Linked DNA regions of Homo sapiens: region 1 is linked to region 2. Evidence: chromatin contacts called from ENCODE Hi-C data. All regions are on one chromosome and are shown on one strand. Each heading gives the region's core, a stretch centred on a gene start or an enhancer-like site at or near the end of the contact. The rest is flanking DNA. Distances are from core to core; before and after follow the strand shown. Region 1 has its middle 37 kb from the start of CLIC5. Region 2 holds the start of RCAN2 (regulator of calcineurin 2).

Region 1 (3,497 bases), core at 154-2,653, 440 kb after region 2:
CCCAACTCCAAATATAGCCATAATAGTGGTTAGGGATTCAACATATGAATTTGTTGTCAGGGGTGTGGGGGAGACACAAATAGTCTATAAAAGGCATCGAGGTGGGAAATCATCACTCGTTTATAGGGAACATTCAATAATATTTGGATGATGCATAAGGGGGTTGAAAGTGGAGGAGCTGGAGAAATGAAATTATACCCAGGGATTAGCTTGGATCACAGGAGGCCTTTGAGTAGCAGCTAAGACTTTTAGAGTGTGTTTGGTCTGTGGCAGGGAGAATCTGAGGGTTTTAAACAGGGACTTTGCAAGGTCAGAAGTGTGCTTTGGGAAGATGGTTTTGGCAGTGGTGGGTTTTATAGCCAGTCTTGTTCTCATTGCCTTGGAGCAGAGAAGGAAGGGCAAGTGCTGGCAGATTAGATACCTGCCAGAATATCCCAACTAGATCTTTCAGGTTGCTTTCCTGAATGCCAGTCGGTCCCTCGTTTGACTGGCTGTGAAGGAACACACAAGTCTGGGGTACTCTTGTGAAAAATCATTTTGAGGGCAAACATCCCCCAGCCTACCCCCACCTGGAGCTTCCCAAGCATCAATTCCAAAGCAAAACAGGCTTCTTTATCTCAGTCAAAGGTTTTGAATAGGAACTGACCAAATGAATGATCCACTGGTCAAAATAACTTTGGACAGTTTCTTGCTGACTGCTGAGCACACAGCAAAGCTACCTGATCTTGCATTTCATGATATGGTATCTAGTTCTCAGAGGTTGTAAATGGTCAAATCTCAATTACAGGGCTCTTCAGGGCAACACTGCAGAGAGGAATGCCTCTCCCCAGGGTAAAGTTCTCGTCAAACTCCTTAGGCAATTGGTCCCAGCAGCCACTGCGACAACAACTAAAAATAGCCATAGTATAAAACCCCAGCTTCCAGGAAAGCTGAGAGGAAATAGTTTGCTAAGAAGCACAGACTGTGATAAAGCATTGCCTGGTGTTTTCCAACACATCATGGGACGTGATGAGTTCCCAGAAATCATTAATACCGACCTCAACGATTAAAGTACATTTACTGGGTGGGAGGGAAGGCCACTTTCTAAATTATAAGCAACTTCAGAGATCATCTAGCAGCACTGTTCAGTATAGGCCTGAGCAATATGAGGTTGTGCACATCACTCTTCCACCTACATACTTTCATCCTTTTATTCATTTAGCAAGTGTTAACTGGGCACGGCTCAATTCCTCACTCCGTTCTGCTCAAACATCCTCCTCACCATCTAATATAGCACCTCTGAATTTCTGTTTCCTTATTCTCCTGTTTTCTTTATATCACTGGCATTGTGCTTTATTTATTGGTTGTCCATCTGCCCTACCAGCCTGTCACCCAGCTCCAGGGGCAGGACTTTGCCTGTTTGCGGTCTGTCACGGAATGATTATACTGAATGCATATGTGTATCAGGCCCTGCCCTCCAGTGTCTCTCCTCTCTCTCTCTCTGCAACTCCTATTAGTTGGAGGTTGACCCTTCTGTATTTGGCCTCTGTCTCTAGTCATTTCTCTCATATTTTTATTTGCTTTTTTGCTCAATGATTTCAGAGGCTTTCCTTATTTCTAGCTCTTCTATTAAATTTTTCATTTTTAGCAGTTATGTTCTTAATTTTTAATAACTCTGATCTTATTCTCTGATTGTTCCTTTTCCAAAGTGTCCTGTACTACATCATAAGGGCCGAGTGGCAGGGGAGGCCAAGTCAATCATCATTCCTTTGGGGTGATCAGGGAATGGATCTCCAGATGCCAGAAAGAGAAAGTCTTTACCCTGGCACCTCCACACCGAGACTGGAAGCACAAGCTCTCCCCACACCCTCAAATGGCTGCCTGTGGAGGGAACTTTCCATGTAGAGGCCACAGGTAAAAGGCTCCCAGTGCACTGCACAGAGCTGGGATGTGGGAGTTGGCTGCTGTCTGGCAAAGTTGTTCTAGGATAGAATTTCACTGACTCCCTCCAATGGAGTCCCATATCATACCTCCCACCCACTGTGGGATGGGCCAACTCCAAGCTGACAGCTTCTCTAGGGTCCTGGAAAAGAACAGGGCCCCCACCTCCTCTGTACCTACCTTAGGGTTTATTCTGAGCTATAATATTTTCTGTACTCTATTATCTCTCAACATTTTCCTACCTATCTTCTCTCTTCCAGAAGTTTGTCAACAACCCTTGTCATTGGTGACACTGTCTTATTTTCTTAACTGTTGTAAGATTGTTCCTTTTCCTACTTCTCTACTCTTATTTCAGCAGGATCTCAGGATAATCTGCAGACAGTAATATTTCAATCATTGTGCATGAGCAAAGGGTTCTAAATACAGCTTGGGAGCTGGTGAATGTGAAGTGTGTAAACAGGACCCTTTACTGCAAGGCTTTTCAGCACTTCAATTTGCAAACAAGAATAGGTCCTGCAAATCTCAAAGAGGGGGTGTGGTATGAAGCATTTCTCAATTATTTGACCACAAGAATTTCTTCTTTTTTTTTTTTTCAGGGAAATCTCATCATTTTTGTGTTCCAAGAAATATACTATGGAAAATACTAGACTAATTTATCAGTGTCATGCTAGCCCTGGGAGTGCAAAACAGTAGACATTAACAATGTTTGCTGAATGCAGGTGCAAAAGGAGGCTGAGTCAATGGGTCCTAAATACCACTCACACCCAAGTAACAGATTTACTTTGTGGAGATGATGGTTTATCTCAGATAGTCAGTGCAGTGGAAAGAACACCCAGGCTGAATTCAGACTAACATAATAGCTGGGTGCCATTAGGCAAATTGAATTATTTGAGCCCCAATTTCCATATCTGTGATATGGGAATAATATCTGCTTTTTTTATTTTATGAGGTAGTTTTGAGCATCAAAAGATAAAATATATGAGATGGTATTTTATAAAATGTAAAGCACTAAACAAATACAAGGAATTATTATTATTGTGAAACTCAGTTGCCATGTCACAGCAGTTAGAACGTGAAAGGGAAAAGACATTTGAGCATTCTCTAACCATATCATGTGGCTGGTTGCCCAGTCATCCTAAACTTAGAGATTGCCCCAACTGCAGAATCACAGGGAAAAACACAGAAAAAAAAGGAGAGAAACCCTAACCGTCTTATGGATTGCACGTAGAGCTAAATCAAGACTTTATCCTCACTTTACAAGTGAAGACTTGAGCTAGAGAAACAAGAGACTCAGCAATCTTTATCTGGAAAGGACCTTAGATGTCATTTGAACCAACTTACTTGTTTTAGATGCATAGAAACTGGCCCAGAGAGGTTAAGTAATTTGCCCCCCATCACACTGAGATAATTGTGCTAGCAAGCAGGTCTCCAAGTTCCTGGCCAACATAACTCAACTCAACAAATGTTTATGGAGAGTGGAGTACCATTGCCCCAAGGGCCAGGGCATACACAAGTGGGAGCCTCAATTTCTATCCTGAAGGAGCTTACAAGTGCAAGAGAGGAAAGAGTGACAGTAA
Region 2 (3,131 bases), core at 311-2,810:
GACGAAGATTCTAGGAAGTACTCACTAATAATAAGTGAGATTTTGTTTAAAGGGTTGGGGATGCTTTACTTGGAAAGAAAGGGGATCCTGGAGTGCATTAGACATGCTAGCTATTTTTACATATTTTAAAGATAGTTAGAAGAGGAATTTGACTTGGTTTCTTTGGCTTCAAAAAGTAAGGGAGAACTAATGATTAAAGGGAGGCAAGTTTTTGCTCAACTTAAGAATGCCCTTTCAGACAATTCTAACCCAAATGGCAATTATCTAAATCAACGACTAATTACAGATTTATGCATCCAGGGGAAGGCTGAACGAGGGGAAGCCTAAGGTCATTTTCAATTCTGAAATTGTGTTTATGTTAATGCAGATTAATCAGAGAGAAGAGCCAACGTCTCGTCTACCTTTTTTTGTTGAAAACAAACAAAACGTGATTGTATGTCAACTTTGGAAAAAAACAACGTAGTGTGGGTAAGTGAAGAATGATTGTGAATGGACTGCTTCAGTGCAATCGTAATATTGTTATCAGAAAATCAAAAGGCATAAAAAGCAAAAAGAAAACGGCTTATTTATGCAGCAATTCGAAAGATGACAGAACACAAACCTGATTTAAATGTTATTCACTCCCTCCCTCAGATTGGTCTGCACACCTCCTTCCTTTAATTTCCCGCACTCTCCTATGATCTTTTGCATAATTCACATTCTCTTGCCATGAGACTCAGTCCTGTTCCTATCTGTGCCACCCGTAAGCCACAGGCTTCCTTACCCATTTGAGTTGCTTTATTCCGTAAAGCAGAGACTTCTACTGGGGTTAACTTTGTTGAGCAACAGATCTACCCTAGATTGCGATTCACCTTCAGTCCCGTTTGCTGTAGGATACCAACCTCCCACTCACTGTGTCATGGCTCTCACACAATAGGATTCCTTGCAGCCCGAACCCTTCTGTCCTCAGGTCTGATGGCTGCAAATCCTGGCAAAGCTGTGAAGCCCGCGCAGGGCACCCTCAGCGGCCTGGGCTGGGCCGGGCGCAGGGCTCCAGCCAGAGGGCGCCAGCGCCCACCAAGCGCAGAAGCCCGGGAGGACCATCCAGGGGCTCCCCGACATTTCCTCAGTTAGCCAGAGTCGGGGGGCTCAGACATCTGGTAAGAAGAGTCTTTCTCCCAGTACTCCCCCACCACAGTTTGCTTCTCTGACCATTTCTTCTGGGCTGTCGCTGCCCCCTCACCCTCAGCTTAGTATGGGACCCCGAGGAGCCTCTTCCCGCTGAGGCCGGGACTCCTGCAGCCAGGCTCCCACGCCAGGTGCCCGGAGGCTCCTGCGCCCTCCCGGGCACCTGAAGTGGAAAGGAGGGGGTGCGGGGCTGAGGGCAGGGTGAGAGCCCCGGAGGTGCGGTGGGTAGGGGACTGGGGAGGGCGCCGGGTCAGGAGGGAGGAGATGAGAAGAGGCCAGACAGGGGCTTTCGGTTTCCCTGGGTCTGATTGGAGGTTGGCCCGATGAGTCGGAGCTGGGGACGCGCCCATCTCCGCCGGCTCCTGCGAGAGCCGCCGGCTCAGCCCCTCCCTGGAGCCGCTTTGTCCCGGGTGACGGCGGCGGAGGTTGCGGGGAGGAGCGGGCAGCAGGCAGAATCCCACTGACCCACGGCGGCAGAGAGAGGGAGGCGGGGCGCGCCGCGCCGCGTACGGCCCCACGCAAAGGCCCGCGGGCACCGCGCCGCCCCCACGCGCTCGCACCGGCGGGCAGGTGAGCAGGCAGCGCCGCGCGCTAGCAGCTGGCCCCCGTAGACGCCCCAGCCGCCGCCTCCGCCTCCGCCTCCGCCGGCGCATCGCGGACGCCCAGCAGGTCGGTTATGTAACCGCGCCGGCCAGGCTCGCCCAGGCACCCCGTCCCGCCGGGGCTGACAGCAGCCCCGGGGTCGTGCCGGGGGTCCGCGGCGGGGATCTGGTCTCCGGGCCGGGTCTGGGTGCAGGGCGGGGGCGGGGGCGGGGGCGGGGGCGGTGGCGGGGGTGGGGGCAGTGGCGGGGGTGGGGTTTGTCTCCAGATCTGTGGTCAGTCCCGGCTGCGGCCGTGGGGACGGAGATCTCCCGCGACCCCCCTCTAGGGGGCGCGGGTCCAAAGGAGCCCCTTCCCCACTGCCCGTGGCCCGGGGGTTTGCCTTCCTGGAAGCAGCAGCAGGTGCATAAGTGAAGGAGCGAGGATGACGCCTGTGATCCCCGGGACTGAGGCTTAGAGAGGGTCTAGAAGAGACTAACTGGATGCAGAGAGCAAAGAAGATCGAGAGATCCCTTCTTCCCAATGCAGAGGCTGGGGAGGGGGTAGGTGCACTGAGGTGCAGCGGGCTGAGAATTGTCCTGCTTGGGATTAGCGGCCTTGGGTCATCTAAAAATAACTTCAAGTTTGAAAAGTGAAATGGAGCGGAGCGCAGTGTGCCGGGTTCGTCCTGCCTGTGGGATGCTTCGCTCCAGAAGTCACCAGAGGGAACAGGCAAATCCCAGCCGCCTGATCCCTCGGCCGCCTCCAGGTCTCGCTGGTTTCCAGGGTGCCTCGGTTTGCCTTTTAGTTAATGATTTATTCTTCGAGGTACTTCTGCCTATTTCTTATCCCAAAATGAATTATAGCAGAATGCATGCTTTGAATCTTTCCTGTTTCTTACAATGGGATAGAGGTGTTCAACTGCCAAATGAAGTTTTTTTAAGTCTCAGTTTAGTAAAAACAAAAGTTTCTGGGGTTCCTTTAATATGCATTCCCACAGTTTTCCACAATTGGAGATGAAGGGATGTCACAGCATTCCAGCTCACACTTCTCTCTCCCTTCAGCCAGAATTTCACTCAACTTATCATGCAGAGGGGAGGCTTTAGGAAATGTAGGACAACTTTAACAGTGCAACTCAAGTTTCACACCTTTGTTATCCTTTATTACATCACTTCAAAACGAAGAACAAATGTACCACAAGGTACCACGCAACACTTGCTAACCGGCCTCTGCATTCTGGGGGCACAGTGAAGTTGGAAATACCCAAAAGCTGGAAAGGATCAAGAGGCAGGTCAGCATTGACTGTCAACTAGGCAGGAGAGTGAGCATTTGGCTGCTTTTCAGTGTAGTCATTGATTTTCTTTAGCCTTAGAGCTATTATATTA

Evidence for each region. Hi-C counts contacts between places; a loop is a spot of excess contacts on that map. Pooled maps may share reads with other maps.
Region 1: a pooled map shows a loop between it and region 2 (2.2-fold over the local background). The contact joins the enhancer-like site here to the promoter of RCAN2 in region 2. A Hi-C loop is called at or near these places in 1 of 37 single-sample maps with no recorded cell type and 7 of 50 pooled maps.

What each region holds. Positions count from the first base shown.
Region 1 is chr6:46,051,142-46,054,638 of GRCh38, reverse strand. It overlaps a transcript of CLIC5 not described here. Among named protein-coding and RNA genes, the nearest start is that of CLIC5, 37 kb to the right of the region's middle. Within about 2 kb of position 1,403, at least 7 of the 41 ENCODE cell types and tissues checked have a DNase peak (open chromatin) inside an H3K27ac peak, as active enhancers do.
Region 2 is chr6:46,489,878-46,493,008 of GRCh38, reverse strand. RCAN2 (regulator of calcineurin 2) reads left to right here and starts at 1,560. Exons shown (of 5, transcript NM_001251974.2): 1 at 1,560-1,836. It overlaps RCAN2-DT (RCAN2 divergent transcript), which reads right to left and starts at 957. Exons shown (of 3, transcript NR_125837.1): 1 at 882-957. RefSeq lists silencers at 938-997, 1,508-1,597.